Linked DNA regions of Homo sapiens: region 1 is linked to region 2. Evidence: read pairs that join two places in POLR2A ChIA-PET (ENCODE). Cell type or tissue: MCF 10A. All regions are shown on one strand. Links, peaks and the distances in the headings refer to the core of each region. The heading gives the core; the rest is flanking DNA.

The links. ChIA-PET counts read pairs that join two places held together with the same protein. Peaks named below come from ENCODE experiments on the same cell type or tissue, not always from the same donor. Only the 100,000 strongest peaks of a DNase experiment are listed, where the experiment ranks them.
Region 1: POLR2A ChIA-PET joins it to region 2 with 17 read pairs; 6 of 35 experiments call an interaction of 5 or more read pairs at or near these places.

The regions. Positions count from the first base shown.
Region 1 is chr1:172,347,130-172,358,003 of GRCh38, reverse strand. All of the region lies in intron 17 of DNM3 (dynamin 3), which reads right to left. Among named protein-coding and RNA genes, the nearest start is that of C1orf105, 68 kb to the left of the region's middle. In MCF 10A, for the core only: no CTCF peak of the experiment used is centred there; DNase peaks (open chromatin) are centred at 5,363 and 6,083.
Region 2 is chr1:172,281,144-172,292,017 of GRCh38, reverse strand. The region is part of intron 15 of DNM3 (dynamin 3); the gene reads right to left. Among named protein-coding and RNA genes, the nearest start is that of C1orf105, 130 kb to the left of the region's middle. In MCF 10A, for the core only: no CTCF peak of the experiment used is centred there; DNase peaks (open chromatin) are centred at 4,577 and 5,037.

The DNA of each region.
Region 1 (10,874 bases), core at 1,908-9,907, 65 kb before region 2:
GATTCAGCACAGTAGGAACCTTGTGCTTCAGACTCAAACTGTTTCCTTCCTGTTCAGCATTGCACTTGGCCCACTTTTCCTGAAGCCATGCATTGATGTCTGTGGACAGAACTGGAGGTAACATATAAATGGCCTTTCTTAGAATATGGGAGGATGGAGAGGTCTAAGGAAGCTATCATTAACACTATCTTTGATTTGTAAAATAATTTTCATCTTGAAATAATTTGTCTTATTAAAAGGTTGAAAATTAATACAAAGAATTCCTGTACATCCTTCACCCAGATTCTTCGAATGTTAGTATCTTACAAAACTACACAACAATGATCAAGATAAGGAAATTGACATTGTAATACTATGACCCAGGATCTAATCCTCAATCATGTATTACATTTAGTTATGCCTCTTTAGTCTCCTTTAATTTGGAGCAATACCTCAGTCTTTTTTCATCTTTTATGACCCTAATAATTTTGTACAGTATTGACCAGTTATTTTGTACAGTGTCCTTCAATTTGATGTTTCCTCGTTATTAATTTCAGGTTGTGCATTTTTAGCAAAAACACGCCACATAAATGGTGTGTCTTTCTCAGTGCATTACATCAGGAGACATGTGATGTCGATCTGTCTCATTACTAGTGATGTTAACTTTGATCATTTGGTTAAGATGGTGTCTTCCAGGTTTCTCCACTGTAAAGTTTCTATTTTTTCTCCTTTGAAATTAATAAGTATCTTGCGGGTGATATTTGAGGCTATGTGAATATCCTGTTTCTCATCATACTTTTACCTACTCATTTTAACATCCATTGATGATTCTTAAGAGAAACTATTACTGTGATGTTTTGCAAATGGTGATTTTTAAATTTTGATCTTCTCTTCTAAATTAATTAATTATGAGGAACAGCTTTCCCTTCTCCTTCATATAATTACTCATTCAACTGTTTATTTATGTAAGTATGGATTCTTATTTTATTCTATGGATTATAATCCATTACTGTCATTATTTTATTTCTGAAATTGTCCCAGATTTAGTCATTGGGAGCCTCCTGTAATTTGCCTCTTGTATCTTTTTCACATATATCCCCATAAGGTTTTGAGCACTTCCTTACTTTCTAGCATCATGAGACATTCCAGGCTCATCTTGTACTTTCTCTGCCCCAGTCCTGGAATTTCTCCAAGGATCCTTGGCTCCATTTATTGAGAGATAGTATAAAGTAACCTTATCTTTTTCTGTGAGTCACAGTGAGTACATAACTCTCCTAGTGGTAAAAAGTCACCAGCATGTGGGTGGAGAGAAACAAAGGTCCTGTACTTCCAGTGTTGTGGGGGTACAGTTTTCATAACCATAAACTTTAATATAATAATGTCTTTCCCAGCTCAGCCTAAATTGGAAATCCTTGCTTAGGTAATGACCTGGAATCATAATAGAATGTGCAAGATCAACACAATTAAAAAAAAAATTCTGAGGAGTCTATGGCTCTTTCATTACAAATTTAAAACCCCGTCAAATTTTCAGTATGTTTAGCAAAGTGTAACTTGGATTAAAATAAGTAAATCTTATATAACAATGTTTACTGTTTTTTCCTGATTGTTTTATAAGTCAAAAATGAACAAAATATGGTTAAAACTTCTACATGGCAATGTAATTAAATTAAGTGCTGTTTAGTATTTGTGAGAAAATAAAACTGTTCAGATGGCTTTTAATCACCATACATTACTATTATTCTTGTTGTTTTAATATTGGCTTAGATTTACCTAAATGTTTACCCACTTCTTTGTCCATGTTCCTTCTGGATCATTTTCCTTCTTCCTAAAGTACATTTTTTCGTTTCGTTCCTTTTATCTTTGATGGCAAACTGTTTTTGCTGCCTGAAAGTGTCTTTATTAGGCCTCACTTTAAAATAATCCTTTAACTAGGTATTCAGCTGTAGCTTGGCAGTGTTTCCCTCTGTACTTTGAAGATGATTCCATTATTTCTGGTTTCCACTTTTGCTCTTAAGAAGTCTGAACTGTTGTTCTTTAGTAGTTGATATATTTTTTCTCTGGATGCTTTTATGGTTATCTCTTTGGCTTTGGTGCTCTGCAATTTCATTATAATGTATGTCTGGATGTTATCTGTGGTCTTCCTAGATCTTAGAATTCATGACTTTCATCAGTTCTGGAAACATTTTAGTCATTCTCCTATTCTCCTCTAGAATGATGATTAAACATATATTAGATCTTCACAGCCTGTCCTTCGTGTCCTATATACATTCCTATCTTTCCATCTTTCTGTGTTACATTCTAGGTAATTTATTCAGTTATATATCCAATCGTGTATAGGAGCTGGTTTATACCAGCTCATGAGAACCAACTGTACACGTCTCTTTCCAGTTCACTACGTCACATTGGTAGCTTAAAATTGACTACCAATGGTGGGAGCATTCACACCATGGAAATTAGCAAATGCTACAGAACAGGGCTTTCCCCCATCCTGGACAGCTACTTATTAAACATCTATCAGCACACCACTGTGTAGAACCTATTTTATGTAGTCTCTCTCCAGCTGTTTAATCTATTCATAAAATTTTAATTTCAATAACTGCACTTCATTTTTCAAGTTCTATTTGGCTATTTTAAAAATATGACTTGTCTTTAGAAAGTGTTCCTTTCTCAAATTTGTCATTTGCTCTTTTATTTCTTTAAATTTTTTAAATATAGTCCAAAATCTTTCCTACTGTTTGTTATTCTCTTGACTTACTCATGATGGCTTTGTGTGTGTGTGTGTGTCCTTTTAAATGTTGGATTGTGTATTCAAGTTTAGCTGGGCTTCTATTAGATCTGATTTGAGGGTGTGTTGCTCCAGAGAGTATTTATGTTTCTACAGGCTCCCAGAACTGCTTCCAACTTTGGTCCACTTTAATTTCTCAGCTTTGGTTCTGCTTGCGCATGTAAGTGATACATATTTGAATCTCAAATTACAGAATGAGGAACCTATACAAATGGATTCTCAAAGACTTTTCTCTCCTTCCATTCACAGTGCAAGCCGAGACAAATAACTTTCCTCATTTTCTCCTTTTAACGGCAAGCGGATTTTTCTTGATTCACCATTTTCACTGAAGGTGTAGCTTTTTAAGTGTCCTGGCTTACTGTAGGGGTCTTGGTTCCAATTCCCCAATTTTTTCGGGCTGAAGTATTTTCTCCTATCTCCATATGTCTAAGTACATCCAAAGCTCTTGTGTGCAGTGATAGCAAATGCCCCAAGGACAGCTGTGGCTTCACCATAGGCCCTCTGCTTTCCAGCTCCCTTTTTATTTTCTTACCCAGGAATTTCTCATCCTCCTGTGTGCTCAGTCAGGAATTTAAAAGAGCAATTGTCACATTGTCCTTAATATTCCTAGATATTTTGAAGTCAAGATAGCCAGTCTAAAAAAAACCACTAGAAATCAAACTCTACATGTCTTTGTGGACTTATTACAGGTTAGAATAATAAAGATTTGAGATTTCTCATTGTGATAGAAGCAGGAGGAAGATAAGGGGGAAAGTCCCCAGAGAATCTCCCACCAGCCTGAGCACTGAGAGGACAGGGTGCAGCCTTGGGAAGTTGGTGCTATTTGCAGTGGGGAGGAGCCTGGCCTCTCCTATTTCTGTGTGATAAACCAGGATTCAATCTGTGAAATGGGGGCCTGTTAACAGGAACCCCTCTCACTTTGCTGAGAATTTTTTCCTTTTCTCCCAATAAATTCTGTTCTCTCTCATCCTTCAGAGTGTCTGCGTGACTAACTCTTCCTGGTCAAGAGACAAGAACTCAAGAACCCGGTTTTTTCTACAACATTTTGTCCTTGGCCTTTTTTTTCTTCAGATATTCTTTAGCAAAAATGTCTTATTTCTCTCTCTCTCTCTCTCTCTCTCTCTCTCACACACACACACACACACACACACCCCAACACCTTTATGTCCTAAATACCTCCCAGTTAGCACTATTATTACCTATTTCGGAGAAGTTACTGATCCTTACAAAGCTCTCCGTGAACCACGAGTAAGTGGAATCAAAGGTTGAAACTGAAAGCAGTTTACATCCTAAGCACTCTTTTTGGCCAAATTTTATTTGGGCTCCATATACTGTAGACTTTTAGTTTTCTTTGATACTGATAATAATACTGTACACTAGTCATATAAATATGAATATATACTTTGTATGAATGTAGAGGCATACAGTTTTCAAGTTGTTTCACTTATATAGTTTGTTTTGAACTTTAGACCAGCTTCATGATATAAGTAGACTTATTATTTGCTTTTTCAAAAGCTAAGAGTCAAAAAGGTTTCATAATTTTTCCAAGGCCATACAATAAATTGAGAGCGTTCATAAAATGAAAATTCAAGTTTCCGAGCTCTAAGTTCAGTAATCAATAAGCACAAATCAATCAGGAAAAGTGGGACATTTTCTTATATCTGTGAGGAAGAAAGTTCTGTTGAAATAGAAGAATCTGTGATTAGGTCAGGGGGCCATATGAATACATTTCAGCTAGGGGCTCTTCTGTATATATTTTTACTTGTTTTCAACATTAGATACAAAAATGAATAAAAGCTCTGAAGAAAAACCCTTAGCTTTCTGAGTGCTTTTAATATGTGTCATATTATTTTATATCTACAAATCTTAATTTCATTATTAGTGAGACAGGGACAAGACTGGCATAAACCTTAGGACTATTGTGAAGAAAGATGACAAATTTGATTATAAACCAGTAACAGTCAAATCTATATATTCCATGGAATGCAGAAAGAATGTATCAGAGAGTGATCTGGGTTTTGATGGGTAGGAAGATGTTCATCCGGTATAGAATAAATGACAGCATCTTGCAGGCAGGAGGAACTACACATGCAAAGGTGCAGAAACAGGGCAGAGGATGGTGCACCTGTGGCCTGTGGATATGGCTGCTTGGTGGATGGAGCATCAGGGGTGTATGTGGGTGGCGGAAGTGTGAGGAGAATACCTTGAGGTGGGGATTTGAAAAAGAAGAGTAATCTCAGAGGTCCTCCTCCACTGTGCTGAATGGGGAAACAGAAAATTTAGGAAAGTGAAATGATCAGATCCCTATTGTGTTTGCTTGTGTCTATTGGAAAGGATTTTCAAGACCATTTGTTTTGCTCTTAATTTTTATTTACTTAAGTCCTCCAAAGGATCTGGATCACTCAGGATTCAGAGGGCAGGTGGTGCATATGGGTCTTCCAGAGAGCAGACATTAATATATTAGAAGCCAGAGGCCCAGGGTATTGATTGCTTTGAGCTGTATCTTCCAAATGTGCACCAGAATCACCAAAGGAAAGAGGTAACAACTTTTTCCTTACCACTGTAACTACTGGAGGTGAGTCACTTGGTATTTCTAAAACCACAGGTATACTCCAGATAGCCTTGAAAGACACACCCTTGTTGGTGAAAATACGTTAACTAAAGGGAAGCAAGTATACTAAGGTGCTCAGTAGCTCAATTTTAGTATAGTTTGTTTATACATTTTTGAGTTTTTATTTTCCCTGAGGCTTATGCTGTAGTGATTTAGGGACTCTATAGTTCAAATAAATTCTGTAACACAGACAGCTGACACAGAGGACTAGAATGTTAAAGTCCTGCTCATTCCTTGCCTATTTCCAGTTAACACTCATATAAAAAGAAAAAAAAAGTTCACTTTACAAATAGTCAACTAAAAGATATAAGAACTTTAGTCATTGAAATGACTTTTTTAGCCTTTAATGGAATGGCAATTTTAAGATACAATCTCTCTACCTTCATAGGCAAATCCTTGCAAATCAATAAATTGGAATTTCTTCATGAATTCTTAACACTCACAGTGAGATTTGTAGTGACAGCTCTAGGTTCAAAAGTGCATTCCTGTTGTAAGTGGACAACATGGGATCATCCAGTGGAATGAAGTCCAGTATTACACACACAGCTGTACTCTGAGATGTAATTTTAGACGTCAGGATAATGTATGTTGAAGCTGTGTAAAACCACAATCCACCAGTGGATCATGATGCCTTTTGGCAAACTGTTGTTTATTGTATTAGTCTCCTTTGGCTGTTCAATGATCTGGGAAGCTGACGGATCGGAATTTGTCACTTAAGCCATTCATCCTCAGCTGCCAGGAGGTGGGCACATTCTGACCTCTGGCATTAAAGCTGGGCAGAGTTCCATATGCCATTCTATGAAGAATGTAGTCACATAGCTCCAATAAAGACATCCTGTTTAGCAATACAGTGTGAAGAAAACTTCACAACAATTGTTTAGATATTTTCTGTCCATTTTAGTTGGGTAGAAGTCTGTTTTCCTTTCACCCATGTATAAAATAAAAGGGTGTCTTGAAATGGTGTATTAGAATGTGTTTCTCCTCTAGCACTAACTTGAAAACATCCAAACTTATTTTCCTGAAAACACATAAAAACTGCTAAGCTGAGACCTGATATATCAAGTTTCAGCCTGAAGAATTTTTTTGAGCCAATGGTTTATGCAGAAAATGCTGACAGATGTTGAACAGCCTCAGCAAAGCAATTTTTAAGGGAGTCCTGGGCAACAGACCATGTGGCTGCTTTGGAAGTGCTAAATTCTTATTGCTAAAAAAGTTTACTTTAAAAAATCCTAGTATTTATTATATTAAAATTTTAACAAATATTTGGAGAAAACCATCAATTATTCTATAGCAGAAGCTTTGGAACTCACTAGTTCCCATTTTGTGTATTCATTCTCTGGAACACAAAAATTTCTTAGATTTATCATTCTAAAAGGTCAGATAAGAGTCATACTTCTGGAATTATGACCTTTGAAGCAAAAGGTGTAATATCTAAATTTTTTTAATTGCCATGGGAAGTCTCAGAAACCAAGAGAATATAGATGGTAAACATTTGTGGCACTAAATTTTCCTTCCTAAGATACTAAAATATGAGTCAGGAGAACTACAAACAACACAGGTCTGATCAGAAACAACTGAATGTTTATAAGTGTTCTACAAGGGTTGCAGACTTTCCCAGGAGGGTAATAATTTAAAGGATGTCAGTGGATGCAAATGAATTTCAGCCATAGAAAGGAAGAAGAGGTGAATAGTACTTTTGTCTCTGGGAGACTTGGAATTTCAGACAGGCTCCATTTTGGATAATTCTATTTAGCCTGTCTACATTTTCTGATGTTGTTTCAGTTGGGAATGATAGAATGATATTCCTTATCCTGCATCCTGAACTGTTCAGCAGTGTCATGCTATGCTGTTAACAGCTGCCTGCCTCCATGTATATACAGATAGATGAGTTCCCTGCTGATATAAAAAGATTTTATGAATTGTGTCTTGTGTAAAAGAGAGCACTTTTAATGTGAGTGAGAACTGGAGCTTTTTTCTTCTCCCATGATTTCATTAGCATACCCCAGGCTCTGATATTCTAAAAGATTATCTAGATACTTTATTGCATTGCTAGGTTCCTTGAAGAATTGTTTTACGTTACGTTTTCTCCTAAACTAACTACAGAATTTCCTTTCTTCCTCTGTAGTGATACCACGACAGTTAAGTAATCTTTGAAAAGGCTGAATATCACCTAAATAATCAAATGGCACAAAAATATTGGTTTGCAAAAAAAATCCAGCTCTCTGTGTTCATCAGCATATTAAGTCACTAGCTGTAAGAATATTCCACATACAAGACACACAAACACACACACACACACACACACACACACAAGATAAAATGGAAGGGTATGAAAAATGTGAGCAACTTTGCAATGTTATTACTATGCCAAAAAGTCCTGAGGAAGGGCTGAAACTCCAAGTCAACTGCCACTAATCACCCAGAAGGTGACTTTCATTTATTATATTCTTTGTTGGAAAAAAATGATAACGTGATTAGTTAAAAGGATATATATGTATATGCCTAGTAGGCTTATCAGGATTGCATAATTTGAAAAAAGAACAGGCATTTTTATTTTCAGAAATCGATACCAATTTAGCATTTCCTATGTATTATGTGGGCACACATAGCACAGCATACATGTTTACCACTTTGGTATATTTCTTCTGACTCTCCTTCTGCTTCTTCTGGCCTTAGCATGAGTTTTCTATATACATGAGGGCTTGGTGCTTCTATGTTTTTAACCTCTTGCATTATAGTAATCCTCTTCACATATCATTGTATAAATAATATGATTTTTTACATAATCACTCAACCATATAATGACTTAATTCAGAATAATAAATCCTAAAGGCAAAAATAGTCTTTGGGCAAACTGATCCAATTAACATGTGGATTCTTTAGAAGCTTAGTGAACATTGTCTTCATTTATTTCATTCTAGTGAATTCAACTCAGGGGATGAAGTTTGGGAATTTTTAAAATCTCAATTTAGAAAATAGATATTTGATCATGTATTGCTATATTCACATTATCTTGAAATGAAATTCAGAACAGGATATTTTATAATTATTTTCTTATTAACATATGCTAAAATTAATAATAACTAGGTCCAAGACTATGTCAGATCACAATCAGTAGAATAAATAAAGATGGATCACTTATTCTTAGGCAAACTAGGAGACAAAATGAATTCCCTCTGACTATAAAAGCTGTCTCTGTACCTGCAAAGGATCTAATAATGGCAGCAGTAGTCACTTACTGAAAACTTTCAAGTGCCAGCGACTGAACTAATAGCTTTATGGATTTCATTTTCTCAGCTAATCATTTCGAGAATCCTCAAAAGGTGTGTTATTATCCCAGTTTACACATGAGGAAGTTGAGGTGCAAATGGATTTAGTAATTTTTCGAGTAAGTGTAATAGCAAGGATTCAAAACCCTAAAACCATTAGAAAATAGTCAGTATATAGCACTTTAAATGGATGAGCAAATGTGGTGTAGGAATCTGTAGAGCATCCAAGTGGGAAAGAAGCCTAGAGAAGTGCAAAGGAAAAACTAATATTCCTGGACATGTCTCTGAGGGCAATAACCCCTGACACTGGGGGTGGTGGTCTCAGAAGGTTGCCAGAGAAGGTGCTCTGTTTAGGACACCTTAGGTAATATAAATTACATTATTCGTTTACTGACAATGCTACTGGGAAGACGATGGGTCAGGTGGGACTGGCTGCACCTTTTCAGAATTTGAATTTACCATTTACTAACTTTTGAAATTGGGTAAATCATGTAATCTCTCCAAGCCTTAGTCTTTTCCACCACAAAATGGAAATAAGAACTCTAGCTCAGAAATATTTGTTATGATAACTGAATGAGATTTTTTTTAAAGCACCAGAACTATTCCTGGCACATATTTAGGAATTTAACAAATGCTAATTCCCTTGTCTCTTTTGTACCTAAATACATGTAAATTTTACCAAATTTTTCATATGTTAGGTAACACTAACTTTTCTTTTTATTGGGTTTCTTCTTTCCATTACTTTTTTGGTTTACATTTATTTCAGTACACAAAATACTCTGTACATAAATGTGTGAAAAATTTTGGTGGAGTATTAGAAGGAACATAGGCATAGGAATCAGAAGATATGGATCTGAATCCTGGCTCTACCACTCATCTGTTGAACGATATTGTACAGGTTAAACTAATCAGCAGTCCGTCTAATTCCACTCCTTTGTAGGTGACCTAGCTTTCTGGCTTCTTTTAGGATCTTTTTTTCTTTGGTGTTCTGTAGTTTCACTATGATGTGTCTTGTTGTTACTTATTATGTATCATTTCTTAAAAATCCTATTTGAGAATTGTTTTATTTCCTGATTCTAAGAATTGTTAGACTTCAACAATTTTAGAAAATTCTCAACCTCTCTCTCTCCTCCTACCTCCTCAATGTACTTTTAGTATACGGAATTGGATTAACTATAATCCTTGGTTCATGGCACACTTTCGTCTGCATCTGTTCATACAGTATCATGTAATACCATCTGCCAACTCAGCCCCCTGCCTCTCCCACTCAAAGTAACTATCAGTGAGAATAATTATCATTCCCTTACTTTCCTTTTATTATGGTTTTATTGCATCTATATTTAGTCTTAAAGAGTTATTTTTATCAGTTATTTTTAGTTTCATAAAAAAGAATATATTATATATAATTTTCTTTTACCTATATTGCCAATTCATGCATACCATTGAATGTACTGGAGTTCACTTGTTTGGGATGCTATATAATACTCCAATGTGTAAATATACTACAATTTACTAATTTGCCCTTCCACTAATGGCCATTTAGATTATTTCCAGGTTTTTCACTATTACAAACAGTGCTGTTATGAACGTTCTGTTAGTCGTCTTTGAATACTGTGTTTCCCCATTCTACTATTTCCTTCTAGAACTTTGATTAGAACATGTTAGAACTCATCTAACACAATCTGTGATCTCAATCCTTTTCTTTCGGATTTTATTCTGGCTTGGACTTTATTCTGGTCAGTGTATTCATATCACTACAGATTTTCCAGTTTACTAATTCTCTGTTCAGCTATATCTAATCTGATTCCTTGACACTTTTAATTGAATTTTTCATTGCAGTGATTATATTTTATTTCTAGAAGTCATTCCCCCAATCTGCTTGATCTTTTCTTCTCATACTTAAAGCCTCTTTATTTCTAAACATATTAAACAACTTTTTATTTCTGTACCTAGTAACTCCAAAATTGTAAATATCTCATCTCTGAAGGTCTGATTTCACAGCCTGTTGTTTCTCCTATTCTCAGTAGTGGTTTATTTCCTATGTCCTTCCTTCCTTTGTTCTTTGTAAGCTATTCATTTTCCTTAGAACTCTATCTTGGGGAGTTAAGGCCTGGGTCGAATTTGCATTTTTACAGAGAGGAAATAATTTTTTTTGGCGGGGGGGGCTTCTGCTAGTTCCTCTGAGGGTGGTACTAACCCAGGAAAATTAAATTCTGTACTTGAGGTTTGA
Region 2 (10,874 bases), core at 1,405-9,404:
AAAGTAAATTTTGTTTAGCATTATTATATTTCATTGTGTTAGTCTGGGCCCATCCTTCTAGTTTGCTCAGATGTCTGAATCCTGATTCTGGCAAAAAATATATTCATATTTCTTCCTGTTTTACATTATCTGCATATTCAGACTAACATCATAGTCCTATGTCATTACCAGTTTTATTAAAACTCCAGTCAAATTACTTTCTTACTCAGACCCTGTATCCAGATTGCCAAATCATGCAAGACCAAAACTATACAACTGTGCTGACTGCACTCACTTCAGATTTATAACTACAACTATCAAATGGGTACCCAGCCTTTCCAGACATCCTTACTACAATTCTGTAGTAAATATGCTTTCTCACTTTACCAGATGATTACTACTACATACATTTTCTTCCCTCAAATCTCTAATATACCCTTCACTCATACTTAATGGAGAATCTTGCTTCATACTTCACAGTGAAAAAATACATAATCAGATAAGAATAATCCATCTTCTTTCCAACAAATCCATGAGACTACCTACATTTGCAACCACAGATTCTGCCTTTATCTTGTATAATGGAAGGCCAAACCTTCAACTGAGACATGGGGTCCTGTCTCTCCTAAGGTCCGCATGAACTTCCACCCTGTGTTCATTCCTTTTATACAGTTTCTTCCTTTCAACTGCTTGGATCATTCATATTGTATACTAGCATGCCTTAAAAGCAGCCATCTGAAAACAGGCGTGCACACGTGTACACACGCACATGTATGCGTGTGCACACACACACACTTTCTCTAGACCTTTCTTCACTCCCAATAACTGCCCCATTTCTATTTGCCTTTATAGCAAAACTCCTTGAGTTATCTTGAATTATTTTTCCATTCTCTCCCTCTTTATTCTTTCCTCAGTCCACCCAAGTGAGGGCTGTAATCCTGCTACTCTATAGATACAGCGCTTTTCACGGTCATGTGATCTACATCTTGCCCAAACAAATTGTCAATTCCCTGTTTTCACATTACTTGGCTTTACTGTAGCATTTGTTGACCACTCCCCCTCTGTCCTCAAACACCTTCTCCTCCAGGCTTCTGTGATATCACACCCGCCTGACTCCCACACTGCTACCTCACTGACTACAGCTTCTTAATCTCTTTTTGTCTCGTCTTCCTCTTAAAGGCCTTTAAATTCTGGGGGTGTCCCAGGGTTCTCTCATGGCCTACTTCACTCTCAATTTCTCCAGTGGTAATCTTCCCAGTATGGTGGCCTTTCATATCATTTAAAGGTGGCTTAGTTCAGATCTCTCCCCTGACCTACAGATTCCCATATCCAAGTCACTATCTTCTCTCATTGGGATGATTATCACAACTTATAACATCTTCTTGATGGTTTTCTTGCTCCACTCGCCACAAAGAAGCCACAGAGATTGTATATTTTATCACCACCCTGTTTACTATCCTCCAGTCACTTCTCACGGCGAGTGGAAAAAGGTCTGGACTTCTTGCCCCCTCATTTTCCTCCTCTGTTTCAAATGTGCATTTTCATTCTTCCCATCCTCATTCTGCTCCAGCCACATTGGCCTTTTTATTTGCAGTTTCTTAAATATGCCAAGCATGTTTCTTCCTTGGGATTTTGCAGGCGCCAATCCTTTTGCTGGAAATGATATTCTATCTCATTCACATTGATAATCCACTAATATCCCCTAGAGAAGCCTCCCCTAACCCCTCTAGCTAAAATCCTGCCACCCTTCACCCATTCTTACTCTTTTCATTATTCCGTTTTCATCATAACAATTATCTGTATGTAAAATTAGGTATGTTAACTATCTGCTGCCTCATCTAACTACAGCACAAGTCCATTGATGGAGCTTTAAATGTTCACCAATATATTCCTAGCATTTATGTTATATAGTAGGTGCTCATTAATATTTGTTGACTGACTAGTCTCACCAGTATTTTCTCAGCATTCAAAGTTCTTCAAAGATTATTGACAATAAATTAATGACACAAAGATCTTACATTATCACAAATTAATCATCAAACCTATGATGTCAATAATATAAATTTAATAAATTAGGACTATAAATTGTCTTTTACCTTACAGATAATATTGCTGATTTCACATATCTACAGTTAAAGAAAACCCAACAGTACAATAAAACTACAAATTATGATAAAAGTTAAATAGGAAAGAACAACAAAACCACTTCAGATAAATTAAAACTCCATGCAAATTTTTGTCAAATAGTAACTCAAAAGTATAATTACACACTGTTTACTAAACAACCTTACACACAGTATTGAAACTTAGAACATGCAACCAAAACTCTATTCAGAGACAAAATCACAATCAGGTACACTTTATTATTAAAAAGAAACAAAAAATAGATTGTCAGCATTAAATTGAGCAAGTTGGAAAATTATAAAACGAAGCAAAGAAGAATATAATATTTTATAAAGTCAAGAATTAATGTGGAGAACCAAATATGTTATTGTTACATTTAGGAGTTTCTTCTCTAATGAATCAGACAATAAAACAGAATTCTGTAATATAAAAGATGAGAAAACAAAATTAGAAATGAGACGACATATAGTTAACAGACAAAAGATTAAATTATCTTAAGAGATTCTAAGTATGCTTTTATGATAGTAAATTTGTATCAATTATGGATGTTACATATAGGAAATATAACACCAAAATAATAAAATCCCATCTGACCAGTATCTACAGGATAAATTGGAAAAAAATTTAAAAATTTTCTCCACAATAGTTCTGGCTTCAGAGAGTTTTATATACCTTTTTCCCTAGATTTTAAGAGTAAGCTTCTTTTATTCAGAACCTCTCAGAAATTATAATAGTCTAATACATATTTTAAATCTCCAAGAAATGAATAGGCTATACAGGACTTCCCAAGCTTACTTCACCTTTGAATCTTTTTTTCCCCCTTGAGCTTCTCCTGGGGCTAGTATTAAAAGGAACAAACTTTTCAATATATCGCTTTAAACCAATCTCACTCATGAATAGAAATGTGAAACTCCTAAAAATATATATTAGGAAACGGAACTTAATGAAAAATTTAAAGACCCAGGCATTACTACCAGCTAGGATTTTTTCCTAAGATAACTTTCTATGAGAAATACTAAGAGACTACTTGCATTTAGTACTATATATAAACTGACCGCTAATAAATGCCAGACATCTCTGAGCTACAGTTGCTCTCTTGATATCTCAGATTTTGAAATCTGGATGTGCTCCCAAATCTTCTCTTCCCCTAAAGTTCCCTCCTACTAGTAAATGGCAGCTTCTTCCAAAGAGATGCTTGTGCCAGATGCCTAGGTGTCATTCACGACATCTCTTTCTCCCCTACCTCATTTCCAATCAGTCAGTTCTGTCAACGTAGCCAGTTAATAGCTCCCATTTATTCCTCTATTCCATCTTTCTAGTCCAGGATGTCATCACCTCTTATCTGTATTACAAAAACCCAACTCCTGCACTTGTTCCTCTCTACTCTCCATTCTGCAGCCAAACTGAACCACATTACTCCCCTTCAGTGGTTCCCTGCTGCATTAAAGACCAACAAAGCAACCCTAACATGGCCTGTAGGATCATAAATGATCTGGCCCCTGATTCTTGCCCATCAGGCTCCAGCTATCAGTTCCATGAACACACAAAGCTTCTCCCTACCTCAGGGTCTTGGCATATGCTGTTCACTCTGCCTGGAACAATCTCCCCTTCTCCCTTCACCTAATCTATTTCTATGCATTCTTCTAGTGTTAGTTTTGACCATTCCCTGAAATCCCCAAATGGACAGGTCACTGTATTATAAATTCTCACAGTAGTTGTAATTAGCAGTTGTGATTAAGTAATTACTGTTTGTTATCAGCCTCTCTCACTATACTGTGAATTCCATGAGAATAGGGGACATGTTCCTCTTAGAACCTAAGCACAGCGCTGGTGTTTGGTAATAATTTGCAATGAATGCATGACAGAATAAAGTGTTCGCCAATGGTTGAATTAGCTTAGTATCCCTCATTTATTTAAAATACTTTTCCTTGGTCAGACACAGTGGCTCATGTAATCCTATCACTTTGGGAGGCTGAGGCAGGAGGATGGCTTGAGCCCAGGAGTTAGAGGCTGCAAATAAGCTGTGATAGTGCCACTGTACCACAGCCTGGCAACAGAGCAAGATCTTGTCTCAAAAAATATATGTGTGTGTGTGTGTGTGTGTGTGTGCATGTGTATATATATATATATTTTATATATATTATAAATACTTTTTTCCTTATCTTTCTATAGCATCCTCAAAGATCAATGCAACAACCATTCAAATTGGAGGTTGACCGTTGCCTGTTGTCTCAAAGTACCATGATTCATTGCCAAAGGGACGAGTTTTTTGGACCTCAGTTGATTTGATATTTGATCTGTTATTTCCTTCTCTTGATATAGCAAAGAGCAAATGATAATAAAACATGAATAGAAAATTAAATAAGAATTAAAAATTTGTAGAAAATATTTTTAAATATAAGAGCATTGCAAAACACATTTACTGTAAGTGCAGCTGCAGAGTCAGCTGAGTCACCACTAGTCCTGACCTTCTCTGGCTGCCAATGGCCATGGTGCCAGGTCCTTGTCAGCATTAATCACAGTAACAAGTAATGAGCTGAAAGTGTGAATTTTGGTTATAACTGTGGGGGTCTTATTTATGGTGAAAAAGGTCATAAAGAAAATAGATTACAATTTAAATGGTAGAAACCTCTCACAATATAGGATGTTTAATATCTAACTATTTTTTCTCATCCCCAAATGCTAAAATAATTTGATGTCATATAAACAAAGAAAATATCTAAACAAAAATAGAAAATGCGGGAGTGATGAGTTAGTGGGAACTTGATCTCCTGGCCTCTTGAAGGGACTTCAGCTCTTGGCCCCTTTTCCTTAGCCTTCATTTTCTTCCCCTCAAAAGAGGAGGACTGGCTGATTTGACTGGTGAGCTATAAAGGAGAAATTGAGCAAGACGTGCCTGCAGGACACAGGCATTTCTCTCCTATTCCAAGATGTTCTGATGAGCTCTGCCCTCTGGTAGAGGTCTGTGGTTGCTCAGCTGTGGTTGTGATTACTGGGAGTTGAAGTATGAGCAAGACATTTGGCCACAGATCTGGATCTATTTGTTTCATGCCTTATCTGTTTGCTTTTTGTGTACTGCTTCTAAAAACAGCAACAGCAACAATTTTAACTAGACAGGGGAAGTAACTGGTATGATTAATTGGCCCCCTAAAACTCCAATAGTGAGGCATGGCTTTGAAAGGAGGGTGATGGTTTTGGTTCCAGATGGATTAAAGAGGAAGCGACAGAAGGCCCTCACAGTGAAAATGCCCAGTAGGCAGTTGGAGATGTGGGGCTGGTGTCTCAGGGTAATAAATAATAACCATGTTGCTTGTGGCTGTGATGCTGGGTGCCATGTGAATTTATTTTATTTTAGTACAACGTATTAGCTTCATTAAACTATTTTCCCATAGGGGGACAAGCCAAACAGCCACAGGTCATGTGTCTACTTGGGCATAACCAATACCAGGCAAATTAGCCAATATTACAATGTCATTTTTAAAAAGTTGTTGTTGCAATCCAAATTTCATTTAGCGCAAAGCAATGAAAGGAGTGGAATGGAATAAAAGGAACTGGTGAAGAAAGCAGAGAGAACCACAATTATTCTCAGTCTGTCTCATTTATTAGGTCAGAATATATGGTAATAGCCTGCTGAAACTCAGCATTTCTGAAATCAGAGGAATAAATAGAGAGAGAGGCCATTGGTCCACCCATGCCATGACTTTTCACATGACAGGAAAAATTGCTGCCCAGTCTGTGCTAGCTTGGCCTCTTCCTTCCATATTTACTATGTATAAAAATTACTCTGTGTGGGATCTTTCATTTGAGTTAATGACTAAATGATAATAGTATATATATATATATATAAATAACTCACTTTAAAAGTTCTAAAAAATAAGATCTTTGAGGAACTATCAATGCAAGGCAAGCAGCATCTTATCCCAGAAGGCATAACGTAGGTCAAGAAGCCAAAAAACAACAATCGTGAAATCATATGGACAGTTGCAGATTCATGTTATCCCACAAACACCCAGAGGGAGTTAGATGCGAGCTCTAAGAGCCTGGGACTGCGTTGGGGCTGTCTGTGTTAGTTTATCAACATTAAGATACTGTGAAACAGAAAAGGGTGGAGGAAAATTTCAGAAGAATGAGAGTGGTAGGATCATGGTGCCAATGGTTTTATGTAATGGTTCCCCACAAAACTCGGCTTTCAAATTATTTCTAAATTATTACCTCTTGGTATTATTATTGTTGTTATTTAAATTCATGTCAAGTCATATCAAAGTGAGTTCCTTGAACTGATTTTGAAAAGTTTTATATGAGCCTTTATTACATGGAAAAATAGGTCTTCATACTACTGCTCTGTCTGAGGCTTCAAAAAGATGTCTTGGATGCATCTGGGAAGTTTGGGCCTTTGCGGATAGGGTTGCCTAAGATGTGCTTGGGCCCAAGATGCTGTGTCCCCTGGCCCCACCCAGGGAAATCACCAACACCACCGCCACCTTCATTCAGACTCTGCAGCACCCCACTGCTAACATTCAGTGAGATTGGGATGGGGTGAGTTTTGCACAAAATTATTCATGGCCCAAAGTCTGGGCCACATAAGTAGTCTTGCTGCAAAAAGTTGGTAAAAACCTGGTCTCCATGAGGCTTGGCTATAGAGTGATTCGTTTGGGGAGGCTGTTTCAGGTGAACTGACAGTTTTTAAAATAATGGATATAACCGACTCTTCAAAGAAAAAATATCATTCTCAATTTTAAAAAATCATGCACTTCAGTGGCAGCCTGTGTTTTGCATGAGTGATATTTCAGCAGACAGATGATGACAGTGCTGGTGATGGTCCTGAGGTGAGGGACTGTATGGCATGCCCTTCATCCCTTTAAGACTTTTCATGCATTGTTGCCTCTATTCCCCTGACTGCTTCACCACCTGGTAAATTTCTACTCACCCTTACAGCCTCAACTGGAATATTCCTTCCTCTGAGTCTAGCCCACTTAGCAATAATTGCATAAATTATTCTCCCTCTGTATTCACTTAATGCCTTACTTATACATCCATTGAGTTGAACCATAACTCCCTTCTATTTGTGGGATTTATTGTCCTCAGAGGTGGTAAAAGTATAAACAATTTAGAGTTGATTTACATAAAAATCATGGATAAGAGAACCGTAATGGACTAGTAAAAACGGTAGCAATTTTTAGGCATATCTTCAACCTGAAAGTTTCTATTAAGGGAGACTTCCATGCCAAGTGTCTCTGTAGAAGAAAATGGAAGGACAAATGAATTATGTAACTGATTACATGAAAAGTCATTCTGTATAATGTTCCTATGGTATTCATTTCTTGATTTATTTGTTTGATAAACATGTCTTGAGAAGCTATGTGCCAGGCATTGTGCTAGGCCCTTAGGGGTACATAGCGATGAACAGAGATAAGGTTGCTATTCTCATGAAGCTTATATTCTGGCATTACAGAGAGAAAAAAAAGGATGGTAAATGGATTGCTAAGAAGGACACTAACAACCATTTATTCAGATTTCACTGTCAAGGTACCAAGTAAATCTCAATATCCCAATGACATTTTCCTCTTTCCCCTAAAAACAAAACAAAAAACAGACATCTGTTTTATTCCAGTAAGTTTCATCATTTTAACAATTACTCAAAAGGCTGAAAATAATTCATAACCCAGATAAAGAAAATATTTACAAAGCTCCTAGTGGTTTTTAAAAATTGTTGTTTAAAAATGTACTCTACAAAGGGGTCTTTGACCAGATGGCTGTTTCAAAGAACAATGATTTCATGTTTTAAAACTAACTTTAAAATGGAGGTGTCTTTGCCTTCCAGGAAAACGTAGCAGCTGTGAGATTATTTCACTTCTTTTTCTTCCACATTTTCCTGGATTTAATTGTAAGCAAAAACAATATATAAAAGAGAAAATTGTAGCAACACAGAACAAAACCTATTGCAAAACAAGCAATTGCACATTTTTAACCACAACGAAAACCCAAAGGCAACCTTTTATAAAAACTTAGCTGAGGAAGGAGACAACATAGCACTTTCCTAGGGAAATCTGCCTCTTCCCTGCTAAATTTAGAATATAACCCTCTTACATCTCAATAAAATCAACATTGACTTGGTTTTCTTTCTTTCTTTCTTTTTTTTTTTTTTTTTTTTTTTTGAGATGGAGTCTCACTCTATCACCCAGGCTGGAGTGCAGTGGCATGATCTCAGCTCACTGCAACCTCCGCCTCCTGGTTTCAAGCGATTTTCCTGCCTCAGCCTCCCGGGTAGCTGGGACTACAAGTGCCTGCCACCACGCCTGCCTAATTTTTGCATTTTTAGTAGAGACGGCGTTTCAGCATCTTGGCCAGGATGGTCTTGATCTCTTGACCTCATGATCTGCCCACCTTGGCCTCCCAAAGTGATGGGATTACAGGTGTGAGCCACCATGCCCAGCCTGACTTGGTTTTCTATAGGAATGAATATACTTGAGGAATGACTGAAAAGGCTTCAGGAAATGGCAATGGAGAAATTAGCCACAAGAAAGAATATAAGGTAACTGCTGTCTTGTGCCCTGTGTTGGTCAAGTCCTGCCAACCACTGTGTCCAGTTCTAGGAACTAAATAAAGAGGTGGGGCACAGTGGGAAGGAGCTGGAGAAAGCCTCCAAAGTGACTAAAGAGAAGAGAGATGAGGCTAAAAGGCCAAGGGAAGATATCTGCAAGATGACAGCAGCAGATGAAGTACTGTCTGAAGCAATATGGAGCCCCTGGCGTTTTAGCCATTGCCATTGAGGAAAAAAATGAGAAGAAACTGACAATGTGGCACAAGGATATGAAGGATAATTTTCTGATAATGCAAAGAAGCCTCTGACAATCAGATCTGCCTGATTGTCAGTAACTAGCAACGCTCTAAGATGGCTGGAACCTGGAAAGGAAGAAGTTCTGGAGTAAAACAGGTGCAAGTTGATGCGATGCTACTTGATGGAACTGTGTGGGCATAAAAATATGTCCCACCCAAAGGTAAAGCCTGAAGCCTAAGACAGTCACATAAGCTGTCCATGTGCCTGAACTGAAGGACTGTACTTTTCTTCTCTTATGAGGAACACATGTGGATGTCCACTGGGGTATAGTTGCCAAAGAAGACTGATGAACTATACTGACAAACAAGGAACCTAAGACTCTCTCCAAGTAGAGTTAAGCCCAGCATCACAGTGGTTTAACAAAAGGTGCTTCCTGACACAGATAAAGTCAGACTGACTTTTAAATATGTGGAGTAGATAAACAGAGATATCCCATCTGGAATATCCTTATCCCCTTATCAAATTTTTCACCAGCTAGTTAAGTAAGCTTCTGGAAATTTCATTTTTTTAAGTCTTGAGGGCTTTAGGTTTCTATAAGAATTAGTATGATGTGATGGAAGGAATGTAGACATTGCAATCAGATAGAGAAATTCAAACCCTGATACTTGTTAATTATGTGTGCTAGTCTGTGACTTTGAACCAAGTTACTTAAGTTCTCGGGGACTCAATTTCTTTGTTGTTAAATGGGGATAGTACTAAGAGGGTTGTTTTAAGAATTTGAAATAATGCATGCAAAGCATTTAGCATGGTGACTGGTAGTGATTATTATTAAAATGGAAATGTTCCTGGAGAAAGTGATTAGTTCACAAGGCCATATTTCCAGATGATGTAATTAACTGAGAAAGGAAGATCAAAGAAGGAGGTAGACAGAATGAGCGGCGAGGATGAGCAACGGACAAGACAAAACACAAACTTCAGCTCCTCCATAGCTCTGCCCTGAGTTTGGTGGAAACACTGGGCTAAGCAGTCTTAGAAGCAAGTACTGCAATAGCTTTTCATCTTGCTAATGTATTTTAGATATGGTCTTGCCTACAGGTGGGATATGACATCTCTTGGTCTCTTTCAATGCCAATGTTATATAATTTAGAAATTTCAGAGCAAAGAATTGGGAGGACCAAAAATTATATGTTAGATTTTTCTTTTTTAATTTTTGTAAATACATAAGAGTTATACATATTTATGGGGTACTGTGATATTTTGATACAAGTATTCAATGTATAATGATCAAATCAGTGTAACCGGACTATCCATCACCCAAAACATTTATTATCTCTTTTTGTTAGGAACATTTATCTCAGTGAGAAAGAAACAAGTATAATACTGCCAAACAAAGAAGCTAACATTTAAGAACAGAAGTCTATAATTATGGAGTGGGGTCTGCAAACCAGCTCGAGTCACTGAAAAAAAATCCTAAGATCAAGTTCATTGGTATATTTTAAAAAGTAACAATAATTACTTATATTAAATACGACAGCTATTAAGTAACTTATAGTACTAAATTATATATATCAATAATTTGGGCTCTAAGCTACTTTGTAGAGGCAAAGAGCTGATCCAGGAAATGTGTTTCCTTCTATTAGAGCTCCATATGGCTCAAGAATGCTTATGTTGGGGAAAATGGGGGTGTCAGCTCACAGATTACTTAATCTCCATTGGGGTAGGATTTTCCTGGTTACTCTCATCTTGAGATTGCCATTGTGATGATTCATTTGTGAACCATGGAGAAAGAAATCGATTTCAAGTGTAGAGTTCATCTGGAACTCTGTCATTTTTCCATCTCTTGAAACATTTCAGCAATCTCCTCAGTTCCTTTCCGTGTCTTACCTTACCTCCTTTCAATCCACTCTGTATTTCATTAAGTAGTATATCCTTCTCTATACTTCTGTCAGTTCTCTTCTGAAAATCTGGAGGAGTGTCTTGTTCTATAGCTTTA